Linked DNA regions of Homo sapiens: region 2 is linked to region 1. A link is an interaction called in ENCODE POLR2A ChIA-PET data of the cell type or tissue named here. Cell type or tissue: PC-9. All regions are shown on one strand. Each heading gives the region's core, and the rest is flanking DNA. Links, peaks and the distances in the headings are about the cores only.

What was found. ChIA-PET counts read pairs that join two places held together with the same protein. Peaks named below come from ENCODE experiments on the same cell type or tissue, not always from the same donor. Only the 100,000 strongest peaks of a DNase experiment are listed, where the experiment ranks them.
Region 2: POLR2A ChIA-PET joins it to region 1 with 10 read pairs; 3 of 35 experiments call an interaction of 5 or more read pairs at or near these places.

Annotation. Positions count from the first base shown.
Region 1 is chr16:24,743,954-24,754,767 of GRCh38, reverse strand. TNRC6A (trinucleotide repeat containing adaptor 6A) reads right to left here. Exons shown (of 25, transcript NM_014494.4): 3 at 3,955-4,042. Among named protein-coding and RNA genes, the nearest start is that of TNRC6A, 20 kb to the right of the region's middle. In PC-9, for the core only: no CTCF peak of the experiment used is centred there; a DNase peak (open chromatin) is centred at 6,337; H3K27ac peaks cover 1,242 bases.
Region 2 is chr16:24,601,024-24,611,837 of GRCh38, reverse strand. It overlaps the pseudogene LOC107984829 and a transcript of TNRC6A not described here. Among named protein-coding and RNA genes, the nearest start is that of LINC01567, 65 kb to the left of the region's middle. In PC-9, for the core only: no CTCF peak of the experiment used is centred there; no DNase peak of the experiment used is centred there; H3K27me3 peaks cover 203 bases.

The DNA of each region.
Region 1 (10,814 bases), core at 3,634-8,633:
ATGCTTTCTAGGAACTACAATTGCATGCTTCAAGTAAAGGTTACACTAAACTACCCCTCTATAATTAACCTATTTCTCAACCTCTATTTTCCTCCTCATTACATTTCCCTTAAGATCCCTTGGAGAAATTTCTTCTAAAAACAGAACCTGGAGAGAAATCCATGGTAACCTACTGCTACTACTGTCACCCCCCTCCTTTTTTTAAAGTATGGAAACTACATTTCCATGCTCTGTCAAATTATTTTCTAAGCCCAAGAATCAGAAAATAATAGCCCTGGTTCTTAGATATGAAACAGAAAAGAGTGTTATACATAATCTTTGATGAAAAGGCTTTTCAAAAAATTTTAAGAACAAAAGTCATCGGTCTCCATATTAATTAGAAATGTATTGGGGCTGAAATACAATACAAATCACCCTGTTTTTAATGTGAAAAAGCTCTTTAAAGAATCTAAATATGTAAATTAATATTTAAATGATAGGATAATAAAAACTATCAAAACGAAAATATCGTTGTAAGGCTCGTCGGTGTCTAATTGTTTTTATAGGAAGTTGTGTTATCTGGCTTTTTATTTAAAATAGAAAATAACCCATGGTGTTAATTTTAAAAAAACCACAGTGGCTACTGGGGACCATTAAATGTATGCATTTTCTGTATTCATGGTATAAGAACCTATTTTATACCCTATTATAAAAATTATCACAATATATTATTTTCCAATTTTAAAGTTCACCTTTAAATGACAAAAAATAAAGCAAAGTATAAGATAATGTTCTGCATGAAAAGGATAAAGTCATGGCACAGGGTTTTGGCAAAGCACCAGCTGGAGGAGAGAGATTTCAATTATATTCCTGGTTCTGTCACCATGATAAAACCAAGGTCAATCACTTAATTCATTCTGATGCTTAGGTTCCTTATATTAAAAATGAACAAATGTATTAGAACAGATAATATCTGGCCTTTTTCAAAAATAAGAAAATATAAATTACATAAAATACTTTTTACTGTAGTGAGTTTATGTGCCAACATTTATATAAATGGGCCTGCCCACCTGGCTCATGTAGATATCTGCCTGGATACACCTGCTGGCTCCTACTAGCGACAAAAGACAAGTTCCAGGAAACCTGTCTTAAAAACCCTGTGACTCACAATTCCTCATATGGGCTATAAGTGTGTCATTTGGGGGTTTTCTTTTCTTTTCAAGAGCTATCTGGTAACACTCTATGGAAATACCAGCTGTCCTCACTTCACCGACAGGTTGTATTCAAATTCAGTTGTAAGCTGATTATTTGAAATTTGGAGAACAGTCTAATTTACAGTAGCGGCCTAGCCTGCTAAACTTAACATTTATTAGAGGTATTAAACCTTCCTTTATATTGTGTTCAGTGGGTAGATACTATGATGTGTCTATGAGACACACAGGAATACCCTATCAGTGCTGAAGATCTGGCAAAAGAAGGAAAAACTTCTTATATCCCTAAGCTTCTGATGATGGTTCTAGTAAGGACATGGTTGAGGTGAGAGACTGGAACCATGGGGTGAGACAGGAATGAAGTGGGCAACAGTATGAAAAGCTGTCACTTCAGATTTGGTGAGAAGTCAAATGGCACAATAATCACCACTCATGTGTTACAGGCTTATTTATAAGCTGCCTACACATAAGTGACCACTTATACTGACTTGGTGATTTAGAGATTTGATTATACAAGAATGTAAAGATTTACTTGTAACAATTAGAGCCATTGCTGTATATGTTACAACTTTAAAATTATATTCACAAAAATACAATATTTAAAGACATCATTCAAGTGACCCCTCCCTTTCTTAAAATTTCTCAGTAAATAGAATAAATTCCAAACAAATACGCTTATATATTGTCTTAGGCCTCTTCTCTAGCCATTTCACATACATTCTGACTTATCAGCTAATTCTTGAACTCCTTAGACACAGGGACCAACAGAGCCTAATTCAACACTCAGATGCTTGCCAAACTACTGAATCTACATAAAGTATATCCAACCATCCTTTTCAATAAACCTCTTAAGTTTCTTAGAAGCTCTTTTCATTGGGCAAATGGCCTTTCACACCATGGAACAAGAGTCTGATAAGCCTTTACCCCAACCTCAGACTTACAGAGGACACAACTTTCTCATAAGAAATCTCGAGCAATGACCGACCAGACTGCAAAGACTGTCCTACATAAACAGCCTCTGACAGAGGCCCAAGACATCCATCAATACCAAACCACGAGAAGCCTACCAAAACCCTAACCATGGCATATACCTATGCATCCCTTCCCAGGCACCCCTAAGAGCAAGCAAAAGGCAGGTGGCTAGGGCCACATCATCTCCTCTCATCTCATACTTAATTCTCCTCCCCTAATACTTGCTGATGACACCCCTAGGCTCAGGACATGCAGAACTGAATTATTTATCATTTCTCCTTTCTTTGTATCCCCTAGCCTGATTAACTCCTCTCAAATGTAGTCACTCATCTGGAACCTGCGAGTCAATCTAAGCTGACTCTCCCTCTATATCCTTTAAACAAATTCTGTGGATTACTTTAATAGTCCCTTCACCAGTATTTCACACTCTGGTATCTACCCCCTCTAAACCAATTCCACAATTTTCCAAGGTAAACATACTAAAATACAAACTTTTATGTCACTCTACTAAAACATTTTCAGCATTTTCCCCAAAGCCTTGAGAAAACCTCCTAGCCTTTCCTAGTTCAACTCTTCAGAGTTCTACCCTTGGTTCCCTCCCTTTCCCCCAAGCAAAACCCATCCTTTAATGCATACAGGCTACCAAGTATTTCTGAGTTTTCACTGTTTGGAATCCTTTTCTATTCTGCTCCTTATTCACCTAATTTCTACTCTAACGAAATTTCTCTGTCCCTCTGCCCCATTTCAGCCTGAGTTATGCACCTCTCTCTCTGTACTGCAACAGTTCCCCATAAATGCCTCACCTGCCATTTTTACAGCCTGTGTTTTCCCCTATTAAATAATGTGGACATAAGTATCTTGCTATAGTCTACATCCAGTTCCTAGCACAATGCCTGGCTCAAAAAAGGCATATATTAGAAATTAAAATAATTTTTCATTACAACAGATAATTGAAACAGTAATTTCACTAGGTTTTTAGAGCATTTTAATGTCTTGAAACCTTGACATAGTAGGAGATGAGTGCCCATTTAGCTAACTATTATCAGTTTTTAGTATTAACAATACTAATACAATTGTTTGGTATGTAACAATTAAATGGAAAATTTTTAATAATTACAGATTTTTTTAACTTACTTTGCATTGAATTATAGTTTCCTATACTAAATTAGCTAGTTTAGAATTCCCTTGCAGTAAACAATGTCCGAGGTTTATTTTAAGGCTAATGTACACTGCACACTTTAAAAATCAGCCCAGGTACTAAATAAAGAGGGAAAAAGAAACTGACACTTTACTTCCTATTATGTCTATTACATTTTCCTTTAATACTCTATTTCTGTATTACATATAATAACATCATCTCAATTCAACCCTCATTTAACAAAACACAAGGAAACTAAGGCCCAGAGAGGCTAAATAAAATCTAAAGTCACACCATTCTATGTGCTATGTGGGAGAGTGAGATTTCAAATACTCTCAACTTGGCTGCAAATTCCATGCTCTTCCCACTTATAAAATGATATATTATGAAACACCTAGGAACAGCTATTTGAAAGATAAAGATCCATAAAATGTACTTACCTTTGAAAAACTATTGACAAGATTAAATATGCATTAAATTGTACAAACTCAGCAAGTTACTTTATATGCATATTCAAAGACATTAAATATTAAAATGAATCTCCATTAAAGCTAAAACATTAAATCAAATAAATGCCTTCAAAATCTGTAAGAGTAATTTTTTTTTAATTCTATGTTTAAACTGCTTAATATAAATAGTTTACACACATACTACCTTCTTTTGAGCAGCTTCCTTCTTTTTCTTGTCGTCTTTTTTCTTTTTCTTTTCTTCCATCAACTGTTCTTCTTCTTGCACTAAATCCCTGAACCACACAGTTGCAATTAAGTTTCCCAAAATGTATTAAGAAATAAAAATAATGTTGCATACAGATTCATTTTCACTTTTTCACTCTTATTAGAAGACATGGCAAATTATTATTTTATCATTCATTGAAATAAAACACAACCTGCAACCTAACCCTAACTATATAGCCACTATATGGTACAATTCACTTTAATAAGCCACAAGTAGCACAGCTTTTATCTCAATATCATATCAAGGAAGACAACCTAAAATTAGCAAATTTTACATTGGGAAACAAGCAATTTCCTCCAATCCTAGAATGTAAACTTCATCATTTAAGCTGGAGTTACCTTGCTACTGGCCCCAAGTATCAATTAGTAGCTAATGGCAATGCCTGAGACCTCCCCACAATCCTCTCTCACCTAGGTTTCTGGAAGCTACCTTTAGTTTTCCTTGCTCTAAAAAGCTTTGTAAATATTTTTAGAATATAACTTATTAATAAATAGGTGATTTGTATTTCAGCATTACAACAATTTCATATTCTATCAACATTCCAAGGTATTCTATCAATTCTTGGGAAACAATAACGTACTCTTGTTTGTTCTGAGACAGAGTCTTGCTCTGTCACCCAGGCTGGAATGCAGTGGCATGATCTCTGCTCACTGCAGCCTCCACCTCCCGAGTTCAAGTGATTCTCCTGCCTCAGCCTCCCGAGTAGCCGGGTTTACAAGTACCTGCCACCATGCCTGGCTAATTTTTGTATTTTTAGTACAGACGGGGTTTCACCAAGTTGGCCAGGCTGGTCTCAAACTCCTGACCTCAAGTGATCTGCCCACCTTGACCTCCCAAAGTGTTGGGATTACAGGTGTGAGCCACCACGCCTGGTCTAATAATGTATTCTTCATATTAGTTTGTTTAAATTTTAAAAATCTCAAATGGTTAAAGTTGTCAACAGAACCTCTGGTTCAGGATTTCAAAGTGACAGACTGCGCAAATGTGTTTCAGGAAACAGGTTATTACCTTTCAGGAAAAAGGGTTATTACTTTTTTATTCTATTCAAAGCAAATGAATAAGCAAAAGCAAAAGCCACCCCACCCAAGAATAAACATAAGAGCAGTCTGAAATAGATGTTTTAGGCACCATCCTTTCTGGTGGAGCTCTAGAGAGGGTTCCAGAAGACCAGAGCAAGAGAGCATGAAGCAAAAAGACTGCCTAAGGAATAGAAAAGCCATAGCTACTCAACCCCACCCACTTCCCATCCAGATGCCTACACAGCCACAGATAGTAGCTGCTTCTAAATGCAGCCTCAAGCCAAAGAAATACTCTCTAAAGAAACAAAACCTTCCACAGGAGTCTGATAGGTGCTTGAATGGGTTTGGTTGTCCCAGAACAAAGCCCATCTTACTGGAGGCTGCTGCCACTCCCTCCATCACACTGTAAAGTAAAGCTTGCCAATCAACACCCTTCACACAGATCAGCCTTCCCATTCAGGGAAGGAGTCTACTGGGCAAAAAAAACCTTTGCAAAGGCGGAAGAAACTCACTCCGGCTACCTGTAGTCATCACCCTAAAGTCTAGACCCTAAACCTTCATTCATAATACCAACAACCAAAATAACCAGTTACCCAAAGAAAAGCATCACACAAAATGAAAATACCTAACTCTGCCCTGAGGAAGCTTTCCAGAGGGGACACTAAGAATATCAGGCAGGGGCGTGGTGGCGGGCACCTGTAGTCCCAGCTACTCGGGAGGCTGAGGCAGGAGAATGGCGTGAAACTGGGAGGTGGAGCTTGCAGTGAGCTGAGATGGCACCACTGCATTCCAGCCTGGGCGACAGAGCAAGACTCTGTTTCAAAAAAAAGGAATATCAGGCAGAAAAAGAGAGATTTGGAGATATGAACTAGACATTTTGGAAGCTGCACATTATTTATCAAGGCTGGAATGCATATGGCAGTAGGGATGTTGAAGAAGATAAAAGGAGAAAGACAAGTGCCTAAGAAACTGGAAGGGGTTGTTGCTATAGGTGCGCTGCAATGAGATTAAACAAAATTTAAGTTGGCTTTGCTGATGGAACAGACTGAGAGGAGATGCAGACACCGAAAAATGAAATGAATGACATTATGCACAATTGATAAAAACTTAGTAAAGTATAGGACTACTAAAATCAGCTAAAAGGATAACTGGAAGAAGAGTATGATAACTGTTGCTATACTTCGCTGTCATTTTGTTACAAGCAGAAGTGTCATGTGGCTAATGGAGTAACATAACAGATTCCTGCCAACTGTGGCCATGACTCACTCTCTTTTGAATTCTGTGTGCAGGAGGTAGTAAGACTGAACAAGCTCACTCACACTACAATCCCAGGGAAGTCAAGGAGCAAGAAAGCCACAGCATATGAGAGCAGCAGAGTAAAATCAGTAAACAACGGCAACTAGGTTACACCACTGTCATGTTACCTACCCTGAGACATGCAGAAGTCAAGATTAAAAGCTGATTACTAGTTAAAAATACTTAATCTTCTTCAGCCTCTGTTTCTTCATGAAAAAACTGGGGGCAAATGACCATACATGTCAATGTCTTAATATTTTTATAAGAATTAGGACTGCTTACTTAGCACAAAGCTTATCTAGTAAGCACTCAATTGCCTAGCCATGAATCCAACTCACCAGTCCTCAGTGGCACCCAAAAGGCTGTCTTTACCCTTCTTGTGTCAAAATAGCACAGGTACTTATTCAGAAACATCTAGCACCTTCAGCATTTGTTCTTCATGTTCTGCTGTGAATTACAGACATGTCCTTTTCTGATCTTCTATGTCACTATAATTTTACTCCATGTAATGGTCTCTATCTGGAGTATTTTCTCCTTTCTCAAACTTCATTTTCAAGACTTTCTGATGAGGTTACTAGCAAGTGTTTTCCTGGCCAAAAATATCCCCTTTAGTACTTAAAAGATGTACCAGACATTTCTTCTCAAGGAAATATCACAGTATCAGCCGATACTGTAAGCACAGAGGGGAGTAAGTTTTGTTCTTCAACACTATCATCACAGCCAACCAGTCATGCTTTTTCCCATATCTCCTCCTTCAGAGAAAGCCAACTGGAAAAACAACAACAACACCTGTGCCCAAACACGTCAGCTTCCAGGAGTTAAATGTTCATAGAGACTCACTTAAGACATCTGACTATATCATTTACCACAACTATCAAGAGGAGCAAGGACTGATGGATTTGAAAGGCCTAAGTGGGCCACCCTGTTTGATGCACCTGCCACCAAGACAACACTCCAGTTAGCAATCATCCATGCCCTGAAGGCTACTTTGCAGGATACCTCACATCTGTAAGTTCTATGAATCTACCTCGTTGTCTGTAAAAACCAGACTCCCCTTTTATCAGAACTTGACTTATGTCCTGCATCTCATGTATAAAGGCTTTGAGGTGGCCTGTAAAAGTCAATGCCACTGAGGGAACTTTCTAGGAAAATGGAAATGTTTTCTAACTTGATTGGAGTGATAATTACAAGGGTGTATACATTTGTCAAATCATTCACCTACACACTCAATGTTTGAATTTTACTGTATGTAAATTGTATTTTAAAGTTGGTTTCATACATTGACTAGGGGAAATGCAATATCTCGATCTGAAAAAACAAATAGATCAAGATTAGGATTCCACACAACAAATCAAGCTAAGCTTCAAATTTTGCCCGTATCTTCCAGTAGCCACTACAAATGATTTACTTGTACCGTTCAAGAATGCGTTTCTGGCCGGGTATGGTGGCTCAGGCCTGTAATCCCAGGAGTCTGGGAGGCCAGGAGTTTGAGAACAGAATGGGCAACATAGTGAGAGTCTGTCTCTATTTCAAGGGCCTATCAAGGGAGCAGGGTACACCTTGGAGGTAGAATGCCCCTTCCTACTCTTGCGCCTCCTGACACTTGATGGTCAATTTTTCCTACATTCCCAGCCCTGAATATCATTAAAATTAATCCCTTCTGAAGGGTACTCTTGTACTTGCTATCAGAAGTATGTATGGACTAGCACTAAGCTTCTGGTGAGCAATTTGGAAGTATCTATTCACAATGAATTTTTAAATGTCACTATCTTATGATCCATCAATTCAAATCTAAGCCTCTGAAAAAGGAACCGTACAAAGATAGACACCGCAGCATAAAATCATAACCAAAAACCAATCAATAGGGAAAAGTTAAATCATCCTGTAATCACACCAAGGAATACTACACAGTAATTTTAAAGTGGGGCGGGGAGTAGATTTCCATAGTGTACAGAACCAGCTCCCAATAGAAACCTCAAGCACTAAACTTCTTATTTATTTATTTAGAGACGAAGTCTCACTCAGTTGCCCCGAGCTGGAATGAGGTGGTGCTGGTGTCAAACTCCTGGGCTCAAGCAATCCTCCTACCTCGGCCTACCAAAGTACTGGGATTACAGGGGTGAGCCACTGCACTCAGCTAGGAAACATGATTTTTTTTATAGGAAAAAAATTCCTACAATTTTGTAGAAACAACTGAACACATCTGAAATAAGAAAACAAGCAAACATTTGGTACAGGTTGTAAACAAGATTAGTGAAGTAAGACAGGTATAAGAGCTGTTTCAACTGTGGAAGGCTTTATGGAGCAGTAAGAAGTTGATCTGGCTCTTGCAAAAGAGGCAAGATTTTTTAGGAGCACAGAAAGGTGTGGGCACAAGCGAAGTATGGAGACTTGTCAGCATGACAATTGCAGGGACCAGCACTGACTGGAATTGAAAAAGGGAGGGAAAATGTTGGGTAAGAATAGGCAATAAATTGGCAAAAACAAGGGTGAGAAGACTGTTGCGAAAATCTAAGTGAATGTGTAGTTCCCCAAACTAGCATGGTGGCAGTGAAAAAAGCAAGCAAAGAATAAATCTGAGATAACTCAAAATATCCTAACAATTAGCTGGGGGGGGGGGGGATGGTACATACCTGTAGTCTCAGCTACATGGGAGGCTGAGGCCCAAGAATCAACTGAGCCTAGGAGTTGGAGGCTGCAGTGAGCTATGATTGTGCCACTGCATGCCACCCTGGGCAACAGAGGGAGAAATGACAATAATGGGACAAGGGGTTAGGTGTCTCTATTTTGCTTTAGGAGACAGAAAACAGGAAGCAACTTTCCTGAGGGCCCAACTAGCCTATCAGTCAGCAACACACCACAAGCTAGCTCATCCTCACATAGAAGCCAGCTGTATGTTACAAGCTAGAAATAAAAATACACTTTACATCTTCTGCCAAAAAACATTCTGTTCTCCTACTTTCTCCCATGCAGATCCCACCTTCTTCTATTTCCTTCCAGTCTTCCTCTTTTCCCATTTGATTGCCACCCCCCATTCCTTTTCTCATTTTTATCCTCCTACCTAAATTAATCACCAAAACCTGTCTAGCACTACACAACAGGAAGTCACTAGCAACCTTCAAAACTATAGAATTCACCAGACAGTAGAGATGAAAACTGAACTGGAGCAAAAATAGGTAAGGAAGTTGGAGATTTGGATCGGTTTTTCAAAAGCTTCAGCTGTAAAATGAAGAGAATAGGATAAAATGAAGTTTTGCATATTTTTTAAAGTAAGGACAACTAATAGTTATCTGGAAGTGGAAAGGGGTCATCGTATTGAAGGGTGGGGAACATGCTATTTACAATAACTGACAATTATCTGCAAATACAGTAGTTAAATAAAATGGATATATCCATAAAATGGAATATTATGCAGCTGCAAAACAAAGGTCTCCTCTACACCCTGATGTGAAAGGATCAGGAAGGCTTAAAGTTAACTGGAAAAACAAAACAAAATCTAAGGCTCAGTGTGCTATCTTTTTGTGTTGGGAGGGATATGAATATATATATATTTACATGTCCTTGTACGTGCATAAAGAAATTCTGGAGACGTGTACATATACAAATTAATAAAAAATATATATTTGTGACAGAGTATGAGCACAAAAGAGGACAACAGACAGAGTGGCAGCAATGCTGTATATTTCTTAGCTTAGCTTTAGCTGGCATGTCTTCCCCTTAGGAAGGAAGGAGAATAGCATACAAACAGGTAGCAGTAAGGATCCAGATGACAGTATGGATCTCAAAAAGTGGGAAGTTGAGCTTGAAAGGGGCTTCCACTAGCACCATAATTTGAGCGATAAATTATGCTAATAAAAAATTACAAACAACTGAATAAAATAAGAACCCATGGGTCCATACTGATATGAATGAATGATTGAGTGAGTGAATGGAGAGAAGTACCAAATCTTACAGTAAAATATCAACTAATGTAAGAAGAATGGTTGACTTTAAAAATCACTACTTGGCCCTACTGGTTAAGGCAAGCACATTGATGAGAAAACAAGACATTTACGTACTCTCAAAGTATCTCCCAACAATAGTGTTATTAATTACAAAGGGAAAAATACTAACTTTGCAGTGATGAAACCCGACAGAGACCACCTCACCCAAGCAGTTGAAGTTAACCATCACCAATAATGGGATAAAAGGATATCAGGCATCTCCTGACATGATGTACTGAGAACACCACATCAATTCTGTACTATTCCTGCCAAAACTGCATAACCTGATCAGGTCATAAGGAAATAACGGACAAATACAGACTGAGGGACATTCTACAAAGTAACTAGCCTGTATTCTTTAAAAATATCAAGGTCCTGAAGAGCAGAAACTAAGAAACTTCCAGAATGCAGGCAACTAAACAAACATGAAAACTAAATGCTACTTGTGATCTTCGATTGAAGACCTGACCAAGAAAAAATA
Region 2 (10,814 bases), core at 2,064-7,063, 140 kb after region 1:
TACAGGTGTGAGCCACTGTGTCCAGCCACTGCCATAATTTCACAATTCACATTTGGCTTCCCCATGGTTCAACTAATATATGTAATATATCTGCAAGACTTGTTATTTCTATCCCTTAAACATCATTCTAATCTGTCCTCTCCCTGTCCATCTCCACTGCAATTACATTGAACTAAATCGCTCACATGCTGCCTCATTCTGCAAAGGTGTGGCCTCAAACTCGGAGCCAGCTCTACGAGATGCCTCTCGATGCCCGAGCGCATCCAGCACTAGATTTTTTGCTCCTGCTTTGAGCCCTGGTTTCTCCCACAGAGAGTCAGACGTTTGGGGTCCGAGTGCCTTGTCTCCTGACTGCTGTAACTGTGCCTCCTATCACTTGATCATTCCCTTGCTGAGCTGGGGTGTGGAGCCAAGAAACCACCTCCCAGGAAACAGTTCTGATGGCCCCAAGCAATGTATCCATCTCCTTTAACACATATGTGCACGCACGTACACACAGCGGGAACTGGGCATTCTACACTGTCTTAGTGAAAAAAGAATTTTTTTTAGAAGGTACATTTCCAATCACCAAGTCCTTAGAAGCTGTTCTTTCAGGCTCTGGCCAGAAAGGACAAAAATCTAGGTATCCAGAAAAATAATTTTAAAAAGCGAGGTTAGAGGATGAGAGGAACTCCTAAGAAAAATCAGTGGGAGACAGAAAGGTATGTGAATAAAAAAGAAAATCCAGCTGGACTCAGGGGTTGATGCCTGTAATCCCAGCTCTTTCGGAGGCCAAGGCGGGGAGATCACCGGAGGTCAGGAGTTCGAAACCAGCCTGGCCAACATGGTGAAACCCCATCTCTACTAAAAATACAAAAAAATTAGACGGGTGTGGCGGTGGGCGCCTCTAATCCCAGCTATTCGGGAGGCTGAGACAGGAGAATCGCTTGAACCCGGAAGGCAGAGGTTGCAGCGAGCCGAGATTGCGCCACTGCACTCCAGCCTGGGCGACGGAGCGAGATTCTGTCATAAATAAATAAATAAATAAATCTGAGGGCAGGGGGTGGAAAGGGGGAAGGTGAGAGGTGAGAGAGGTTAGGAGGAGTAAGATAGAGAGAGGAGAGGCTCGGAATAAGATGGGCTGGGAAGGGAGAGGGAGGACAGCGAAGGAGAAGCTCCTTCCACCCCAGCAGAGCCAGCGCAGCGCTGCTCCTTAGGAAGGCTGCGTCTGTTTGGCAGGGCCCGAGAGCCGCAGCTCCCCAGAGCCGGCAGGCACTTCCCTTCCAACGGGCCCAGCGAGGGTGCCCTGCGCATGCTAATGAGGCAGTTGAGGAAAGCTTCGCAGATAATTGCTGAAAGTGTGCAGTAACTTACCAGGCTGGGAGTCAGTGGGCTGCAAAATGATGGGGCACCGCTCCTGGGGGCCCCCAGCAGAGGGGCCTGGTCTCCAGGTACCCGGCGCTCACAGGTTAGTGGCTGCAAGACGACGGGTTTTCCATTCAGTCAGGCACTGAACCCAGCGATGGGGAGAGCCAGACCAAAGGCAAAGGAGAGGAGGGGAACCTGCTTGTGTTTTTGTATTAAATTGTTTTTGAACCCACGTAGCCCTGGGAGTCACATGCCGCCTCCAACATCACCGGAGCCATCACATGATACAGGTCCCCCATCATGTGATGAGACAAATCTGCCTAACTTCAGTCCCCCACCCCCAGCCCCCGCTCACAGACTGACAGATAAAGTGCTTCTGGGGGACCCCCCGCCCCCTACCCCCAGTCAGTGACAGAGGGAGGGACGCAGATGGAGAACCCTCAGAGCCCATGCAACGCGAAGACCTTGATGAATAGTTAATATGCCTTTCTCTCTCCTCCTAAGCTATTGCGACTTGGAGCGGTGCCAGCCTCATTTGAATTCCAGCCTTTGTGAATAACTCAAGTGTCGCCGCTGTTGCTCCAGCAATTGCAGGGCGTTTGAGCTCACACCATCCCGCCTCGTTCTAGAAGCCCAACTCGGCTGCCTCCCCTCCCCACAGCTTCCAAGCCTCCTCACGGGGCAGTGGCAGTGGGGGTTGGAGGTGGGGAGACTGGAGCTGCAGAAGGGGAGACCACTCCAGCTGAACCTTCTAGTCCCTCCACCCCCCAGCTGCAGTAGGAGTCAGGTGGGGCCCCGACTGGGTATCTGATTAGGCGATTAGGCTGCCTCTGTTCTACTTAGTGATCATAGCTCTGTTCTCTCTGCAGATATTTCCCTTCTGTCTCTCTCTCTCTCTCTCTCTCTGTCTCTCTCTCTCTCTGTCTCTCTCTCTCTCTCTCTCTGTCTCTCTCTCTCATACATATGTACATCTCTCCATTTCTTCCCTTAATGAGGATACAGTTAAATCGACTGAAAAATCAGCTGGGTTTGGCGGGGTGCAGTGGCTTACACCTGTAATCCCAGCATTTTGGGAGGCCAAGGTGAGTGGATCACCTGAGGTCAGGAGTTCTAAGACCAGCCTGGCCAACATGGTGAAACCCCATCTCTACTAAAAATATAAAAAATTAGCTGGGCATGGTGGCACACACCTGTAATCGCAGCTACTTGAGAGGCTGAGGCAGGAGAATTGCTTGAACCCAGAGGTGGAGGTTGCAGAGCAAGATTCTGTCTCAAAAAAAAAAAAAATCGGTTAAGTTTGTTTCTTCCCATTGTAGTAACCTCCTTTGCTCATGTTTTCATTCACTCGATCTTTTATTAAACAAATATTTTTGTAGAGCACCTAACATGCTGCAGGTCTCGTACTAGGCACTGAGAAAGATGGAAGGGAGGGAAGACATGTTAAAGAAATGCATAAAGCCACATCTCTGTTCTTGAGGTGCCTGTCGTCTGTTAAAGGCAACAGAATCATAAACAGATCTGGCAGATGCAAAATTCCAGAGTCACACAAACTCAAGTGTGCAAAGATGTGAATCCTCTATTTGTCTAAACCTGAACTTCACTTCTACCTCCCGCCCCACTCCCCTATTCTGCCCAATATAGGAAACTGCATCTCATCACTTTCAAATAAACTCAGACACCTGGGTGACTTTTCTCTGCTTCAGATTTACAGTAAGTCAAGTTAAAGATTTTTTTTTCTTGTTGCCTTTCTTTCTTCTCCCTACTATTGATACTAAGCACTGATGCTCACTCGAATAATCAAACAAGTAAACAAATTGTGCAGACTGCTTTCCTTTGTAGATAGATAGTATGATTTGCTGGCACTCTGCAGGTGGGGGCCTTTTTGAGCAAAGAAGAATTGTGGTGTTTTTGTTTTGTTTTGTTTTGACGGAGTCTCGCTCTGTTGCCCAGGCTGGAGTGCAGTGGCACAATCTTGGCTAACTGTAATCCCAGCTACTCAGGAGGCTGAGGCAGGAGAATCTCTTGAACTCGGGAGGCAGAGGTTGCAGTGAGCTGAGATCGTGCAGCTGCACTCCAACCTGGGCAACAGAGCAAGACTCTGTCTAAAAACAAACAAACAAACTCTGCACAATTTGTTTACTTCTTTGATTATTCGAGTGAGCATCAGATCTTAGTATCAATGGTAGGGAGAAGAAAGGCAACAAGAAAAAAAAATCTTTAACTTGACTTATTGTAAATCTGAAGCAGAGAAAAGTCACCCAGGTGTCTGAGTTTATTTGAAAGTGATGAGATGAAAAAAAAAAAAAAAAAGTAGCAAAGTAGCAAAAAGTAGCAAAAGGTGGCAAGCAAAAAGGACTTCTTCCTTACAGACCTCTCTCAGCCACTGTGCCTGGCCCACCTTTTGCTCCTCTGATGTAGTCATGGGAGGCAGCCATCATGTGACGATGAGGTGAAAAATCTTCACTGACATTCTGGGGATGGCAGAGTGGAAGGACAGAAAAACATAAGTTCTCAATAGAAGTGAGTTGCCAAACTGACCCTGGGACCACCTATGTTAGAAAAATCAAGCATCTTTATGGTTGATTTTTTGTATTTCATCACTTGTGATTGGAGCTCATCCTAACTGAAACAGCACCCATGGAATTTGGCAGTTGCTCCAGTTACCAATGGTTTTTGAAGAACAGCATCTGTAAAGCTGTGGAGGTGCAAGTCTGATGATAATAGGTTAAGAAGTAATCTTAATCATGCACAGTGGTGCAAGCCCATAGTCCCAGCTACTCCAGGAGACTGAGGCAGAAGGAGCACTTGGACCCGGGAGTTCCAGATCAGCCTGGGCAGCATAGCGAGACCCTCTCTCCAAAACAAACAAACAAACAAAAAACAAAAAAGAAGTAACTGGAAACATTCCATTTCTGACAATATGGGGGACCAAATATGAAAGACAAAATAATCATAAAGAAATTCTGGATAAAATAACCAACATTCTTTTAAGTGTGTAGCTGAGCCCTCAGAAAGAAAGAAGGGAGTGCCGGGACAGAAGCAGCAGTGCGGCCGCCACCACCATGGCACTGCAGGCTGATCGACAAGGCTGCAGAAGACGTGAGGAAGCTGCCAACAAGACCAGATGAGGGGTCGGGCGCAGTGGCTTACGCCTGTAATCCCAACACTTTGGGAGGCTGAGGTGGGTGGATCATCTGAGGTCAGGAGTTCGAGCTTGGCCAACATGGCGAAACCCCGTCTCTACTGAAAATGCAAAAATTAGCCGCAGGTGGTGGCGGGCGCCTGTAATCCCAGCTACACGGGAGGCTGAGGCAGCCGAATCGCTTGAACCCGGCAGGCAGAAGTTGCAGTGAGCCGAGATCGTGCCACTGCACTCCAGCCTGGGGGACAGAGCGAGACTCCATCTCAAAAAAAAAAAAAAAAAAAAAAAAAAAAAAAAAAAAAAAGCAGATAATAAAGAACTGAAAAAACTCGATGGACTTTACAAACAAGCTATAATTGGAGACATTAATATTGAGTATCTGGGAATGCTGGACTTTAAAGGGCAAGGCCAAATGCGCAGCATGGACCCTCCAAAAAAGGTTGTCAAAGGAAGATGCAACGAGTGTCTCTATTTCTAAGGCAAAAGAGCCGATAGAAAAATAGGACATTTAGAATACAGTGTATGAGAAATTTTTCCAGCCAGTTGCAGTGACTCACACCTGTAATCCCAAAACTTTGGGAGGCCAAAGTGGGCGGATCACTTGAGGTCGAGTTTGAGACCAGCCTGGGCAGCATGGTGAAACCCCGTCTCTACCAAAAATATAAAAATTAGCCGGCCATGGTGCATGCCCGTAATCCCAGTTACTTGTGAGGCTGAGGCACAAGAATCACTTGAACCCGGGACGCGGAGGCTGCAGTGAGCCGAGATGGCATCACTGCACTCCAGCCTGGGCAACAAAGCAAGACTCTGTCTCAAAAAAGAATACAGTGTATGAGAAAGTTTTCCTTTTGAAGCCTTGATAATGCTCTCATGACCTAACATTTAGAGGGAGAGAGGCACTGTTCACTCTAGGTATCATGTATATATTTGCTATTAGCAAGAATTGTAGTAACAGGAGTATGCTGAAACTACATAGTTCACTAAATTGTGCTTGCTTAAACCAGGTGTCCTTAAATGTTCTTTTAGAAAAGTATTTGATTTTTTATTTTTGTAGATTTAGGGGGTACAAGTGTAGTTTTGTCACGTGGATATATTATATAGTGGCAGTCTGGGCTTTTAGTGTGCCCATCACCCAAATAGTGTACATTGTACCCAAAAGGTAATTTCTCATTCCTCAGCCCCTCCCACCCTCCCACCTTTTCAAGTCTTCAGTGTCTCTTATTCCACACTCCATGATCCTGTGTACACACTGTTTAACTCCCACTTGTAAGTGGGAATGGGTGGTGTTTGACTTTCTGTTTCTGAGTTATTTGCACTTAAAATAATGGCCTCCAGTTCCACCCATGTGGATACATAAAATCAAATAAATAAATAAATAAAATCAAACATGATTTTATTCTTTTTTTATGTCTGACTGGTATCCCATCATGTACCATCTTTTCTTTATCCAGTCACCCATGGATGGACATTGGATTGATTCCAGGTCTTTGTTATTGTGAACTGTGCTGTGATAGGCATACAAGTGCAGGTATCTTTTGGATACAACGATTTCTTTTCCTTTGGGTGGATACCCAGTGGTGGGATTGCTGGGTAGAATGATAGTTCTATTTTTCGTTCTTTGTGAAATCTCCATGCTGTTTGTCATAGAGGTTGTACTGATTTGCATTCCCACCAATAGTGTGTGAGCGTTCCCTTTTTTCCGCATCCTCGCCAACATCTGTTGGTTTTTGACTATTTAGAAAGTCTTGCCCTGGTAGTATGTACACAGACTTTAACAATTATTTCTTCTTTTGGCTCATCTGTTCTCCTACAAGGAGTTGGTGTTACTGGTATAATAAAAACAGGTTATTAATTTAAAAAAAGGGCCAGGTACAGTGGCTCACATCTGTAATCCCAGCACTTTGGGAGGCCAAGGTGGGGAGATCACTTGAGGCCAGGAGTTCGAGACCAGCCTGGCCAACATGGCAAAACCCCATCTCTACTAAAATTACAAAAATGCCAGGTGTGATGGCATGTGCCTGTAATATCAGCTACTCAGGAGGCTGAGGCAAGAGAATTGCTTGAAACGGGGGAAGGCAGAGGTTGCAGTGAGCAGAGATCATGCCGCTGCACTCCAACCTGGGAGACACAGCGAGACCATCTAAAAAAATTAATAATAATAATTTTTAAAAAGGGAAGAAAAAACCCCAGAAAACTAGAGAGCTAGGCATACGAGTTAACGCTGTATCCACCCTGGGGATTTAGTGCTTGGCAGGGACATGGCAGCCTTGGGAGGCTGGGTTGCAACTCCAAGCAGGTACAGGAGACAAAGTCTTGTGCCTGGGAGTGGAAACTTCCACATCAGCTTGGGACTCTTAAAAGTGCTGTATCCTCAGTGAAAATGTGCATGGTGGTAAATTTTATGTGTCACATTGACTAGCCACGGGGTGCCCAGATTAAACATTATTTCTAGATGTGTCTGTGAGAATGTTTCTGGATGAGATTAACATTTCAGTGGATGGACTCAGTAGAGAACATTGCCCACTTCAATGTGGGTGGAAATCATTCAATCTCAATGGAACAAAAGGGTTATCTGTGGTGGAGGAAGGAGGTGGAAGAAGGAGGAAATTTCCCCTTTTGCTTCCTGCCTGCCTTCTTGAGCTGGAACACCTCATCTCATCTTGTCCAGCCTCTGGACTGGGATTTACACCATTGGCTACCCTGGTTCTTAAGCTTTCAGACTTGGACCAAATTACACCCCAAGTTTCCCTGGATCTCCAGCTTGCAGAGAGCAGACTTGTGAGACTTCAGAGCCTCTATAATTGCATGAGCCAATTCCTCAGGATAAATCAATCTCTTTCTCTCATGCTGATTCTACTTCTTTGGAGAACCCTAACTAATACATGGTGAAACAAACAAACAAAAAAAGATCACCTTTAAGCCCAGAGAAACACGGAAGCTTGTGTGACTTGACCTGAATTCTGGGTCAAGGCAAAAAAAATACTCCCATGATAATTAATAACCAAGGCCTGTTCTCAAGTGGTTTTGATGTCTGAACATACATTACTTTTATGGCCCTGGAATACCAAAAATAAGAAATAACATAGAAAGAGAGGAGCCTCAGAGAGGCAAATATAAAAGTGATCTAGAGGTAAGTTCACTAAGCCCAGACCTCACAGAGTTCCCACAGATTATGTTCCCATTGCAGATGAGTTTATAATCCAAAATTATAAAACATGTTATAAATTACAAAGCACTAGGAGACAGAAGAAAGTGCAGGATTAGACTCCTATAAATTTCATATAATAAAATAATTGGATGGAGATTATTAATAAAACTTTATGCTTAACTTTTTAGAAAGAAGCAGTGCCTTTTGCTTCCAATTAAGATGACATAACAGAAACTGGGTATACTCTTTTCCCTGAAACAACAACAAACAAGATAAAATATATAAAACAACAGTTTTGGCCGGGCATGGTGGCTCACACCTCTAATCCCAGCACTTTGGGAGGCTGAGGCGGGCAGATCACTTGAGGTCAGGAGTTCGAGACCAGCCTGGTGAAACCTCGTCTCTATTAAAAATACAAAAAATTAGCCATGTATGGTGACTTTGCCTGCAGTCCCAGCTACTTGGGAGGCTGAGGCAGGAGAATTGCTTAAACCCGGGAGACGGAGGCTGCAGTGAGCTGAGATTGCGCCACTGCACTCCAGCCTGGGCGACAGAGAGAGACTTTGTCCCAAAACAACAACAACAACAACAACAACGACAACAACAACAACAACAACAACAGTATTTAAGACATTGGACATCAGATAACAAAGGGCAGGGATATATGAGAGAAGGGAAACAAACCAGGTGAGCTCTATGATTGCCCCATATTACTGCCTAGAGGAAGTTTCCAAATTGCAGTGCAGAGAGGTGGACTTCAAACTGAGGCTGGTGTTCCCCCTGAGATGAGGAGACAGAGCAGGGAGTCCAGGGAGGCCAAGGAAGACAGAGTTTGTAGGGCAGGTACTGGAGAGGAGAGAGCCGCACAGAGATCAAGATCTGCAGAGATGTCCCTCAAGTCTTCAGTGGAGTACAGATCATGACACGCATGTTAGAAAAAGACCTGACCAAAAGGATTAGAGGGCCACATATGGCCAGGAGTAATTTTTGCCCATTACCCTAGAATGCAAAGCTTCATAATTCACACAGCATCTATCAGGTAGGATACTCAGAAGTGTTTTACCTCCGTGGTGGGACCAAAATAGTCCTAGACTAAACCCAACTCTAGTCCAGCCAAACAAACTTTAAAAACAAACTTTGGGCCAGGTGCGGTGGCTCATGCCTATAATCCCAGCACTTTGGGAGGCCAAGGCAGGTGGATCACCTGAGGTTAGGAGTTCGAGATCAGCCTGGCTAACATGGTGAAACCCCATTTCTACTAAAAATACAAAAAATTAGCCGGGCATGGTGGCACGCACTTGTAACCCCAGCTATTCAAGAGGCAGAGGCAGGAGAATCTCTTGAACCCGGGAGGCGGCGGTTGCAGTGAGCTGAGATCATGCCATTGTACTCCAGCTTGGTTAACAAGAGTGAAACTCCATCTCAAACCAAAAACAAAACAAAACAAAACAAAAAACACTTTGGCCAGGCGCAGTGACTCCCGCCTGTAATCTCAGCACTTTGGGAGGCTGAGGTAGGAGGATCACTAGAACTCAGAAGTTTGAGGCCAGCCTACGCAACATGGTAAAACCCCTGTCTCTACAAAAAACCTAAAAATTACCTGGATGTGGCAGCATGTGCCTATAGTCCCAGCTACTCGGGAGACTAAGGTGGGAGGATTGCTTGAGCCCAGGAGTTCGAGACTGAAAGTGAACTGTGTTGGCGCCACTGCATTCCAGTCTGGGTGACAAGAGTGAGATCCTGTATCAAAAGAAAAAAAAATAATAATAAAAGGCCAGGTGCAGTGGCTCATGCCTGTAATCCCAGCACTTTGGGAGGCTGAGGTGGGAGGATCACTTGAACTCAAAAGTTTGAGACCAGCCGGGACAACATGGTAGAGAAAACCCATCTCTACAAAAAAAAAAAAAAAAAAAAAAAAAAAATTAGCCCGGTGTGATGGTGCATGAATGTAGTCCCAGCTACTTGGGAGACTGAGGTAGGAGGATCACTTGAGTCCAGGAGGTTGAGGCTGCAATGAGCTATGATTGTACCACTGCCCTCGAGCCTGGGCAACATACAACTGTACAACTTTAATGTTTGAATTGTATGGTATGTAAATTATATCTCAATAAAGATTTTATTAAAAAGCAAAGAAAAATAGAAAACAATGGAGGGAAACATTTTACATACAGAGGAAGAAAGATAAAGATGGCAGAAAATTTTTATTTGAACCAACACAAGAGAGAGGACAATGGAACATCTTTAAAGTACCAAAAGAAAAAAATTTAGCTGGACATGGTGGCATGCACCTGTAATCCAAGCTATTGGAGAGGCTGAAGCAGGAGGATTGCTGGAACCCAGGAGGTTGAGGCTGCAGTGAGCCATGATTGTGCCACTGCATTCCAGCCTGGGCAACAGAGCAAGACCCTGTATCTTAAGAATTTTTTTTTAAAAGAAAGAAAAATGTCAACTTACAATTCTGTAACTAGCAAAACATTTTTCAAAAATGAAGGAAAAATGAAAACTTTTTAGCCATACAAAAGTTGAAAGAATTTATCACCAGCAAATCCACACCATAAAAAATGTTCAGGCAGAGAAAAATGATACTAAGCAGAGATCTAGATCTATGTAAGAAAATGACAAGCACAAGAAATGGCAACTGTATGGGTAAATATACAGACTTTGTTTCTTATTCTTTAACTCTCTTAAAAAAAAAACCATTTAGGGCCAGGCGCGGTGGCTCATGCCTGTAATCCCAGCACTTTGGGAGGCCGAGGTGGGTGGATCACAAGGTCAGGAGATCGAGACCATCCTGGCCAACACGGTGAAACCCTGTCTCTATTTAAAAAAAAAAAAATTAGCTGGGCATGGCAGCGCATGCCTGTAATCACAGCTAGTCGGGAAGCTGAGGCAAGAGAATCGCTTGAAACTGGGAGGCAGAGGTTGCAGTGAGCTGAGATCGTGCCACTGCACTCCAGCCTGGCAACAGAGCTAGACTCTGTCTGGGGAAAAAAAAAAAATTAAAGCAAAAATGATAATGTTTTGTGGGGTTTATAATATAAAGTAAGCTTCTTGACAAAAAACAGCACAAAGACCAAGAGCAGGAGAAAAGAAATGGAAGTATACTGTTATAAGATTCTTATACTAAGTACACGTGTAGTGGAATACTACTGCTTGAATGTAGACGGTGATAGGTTA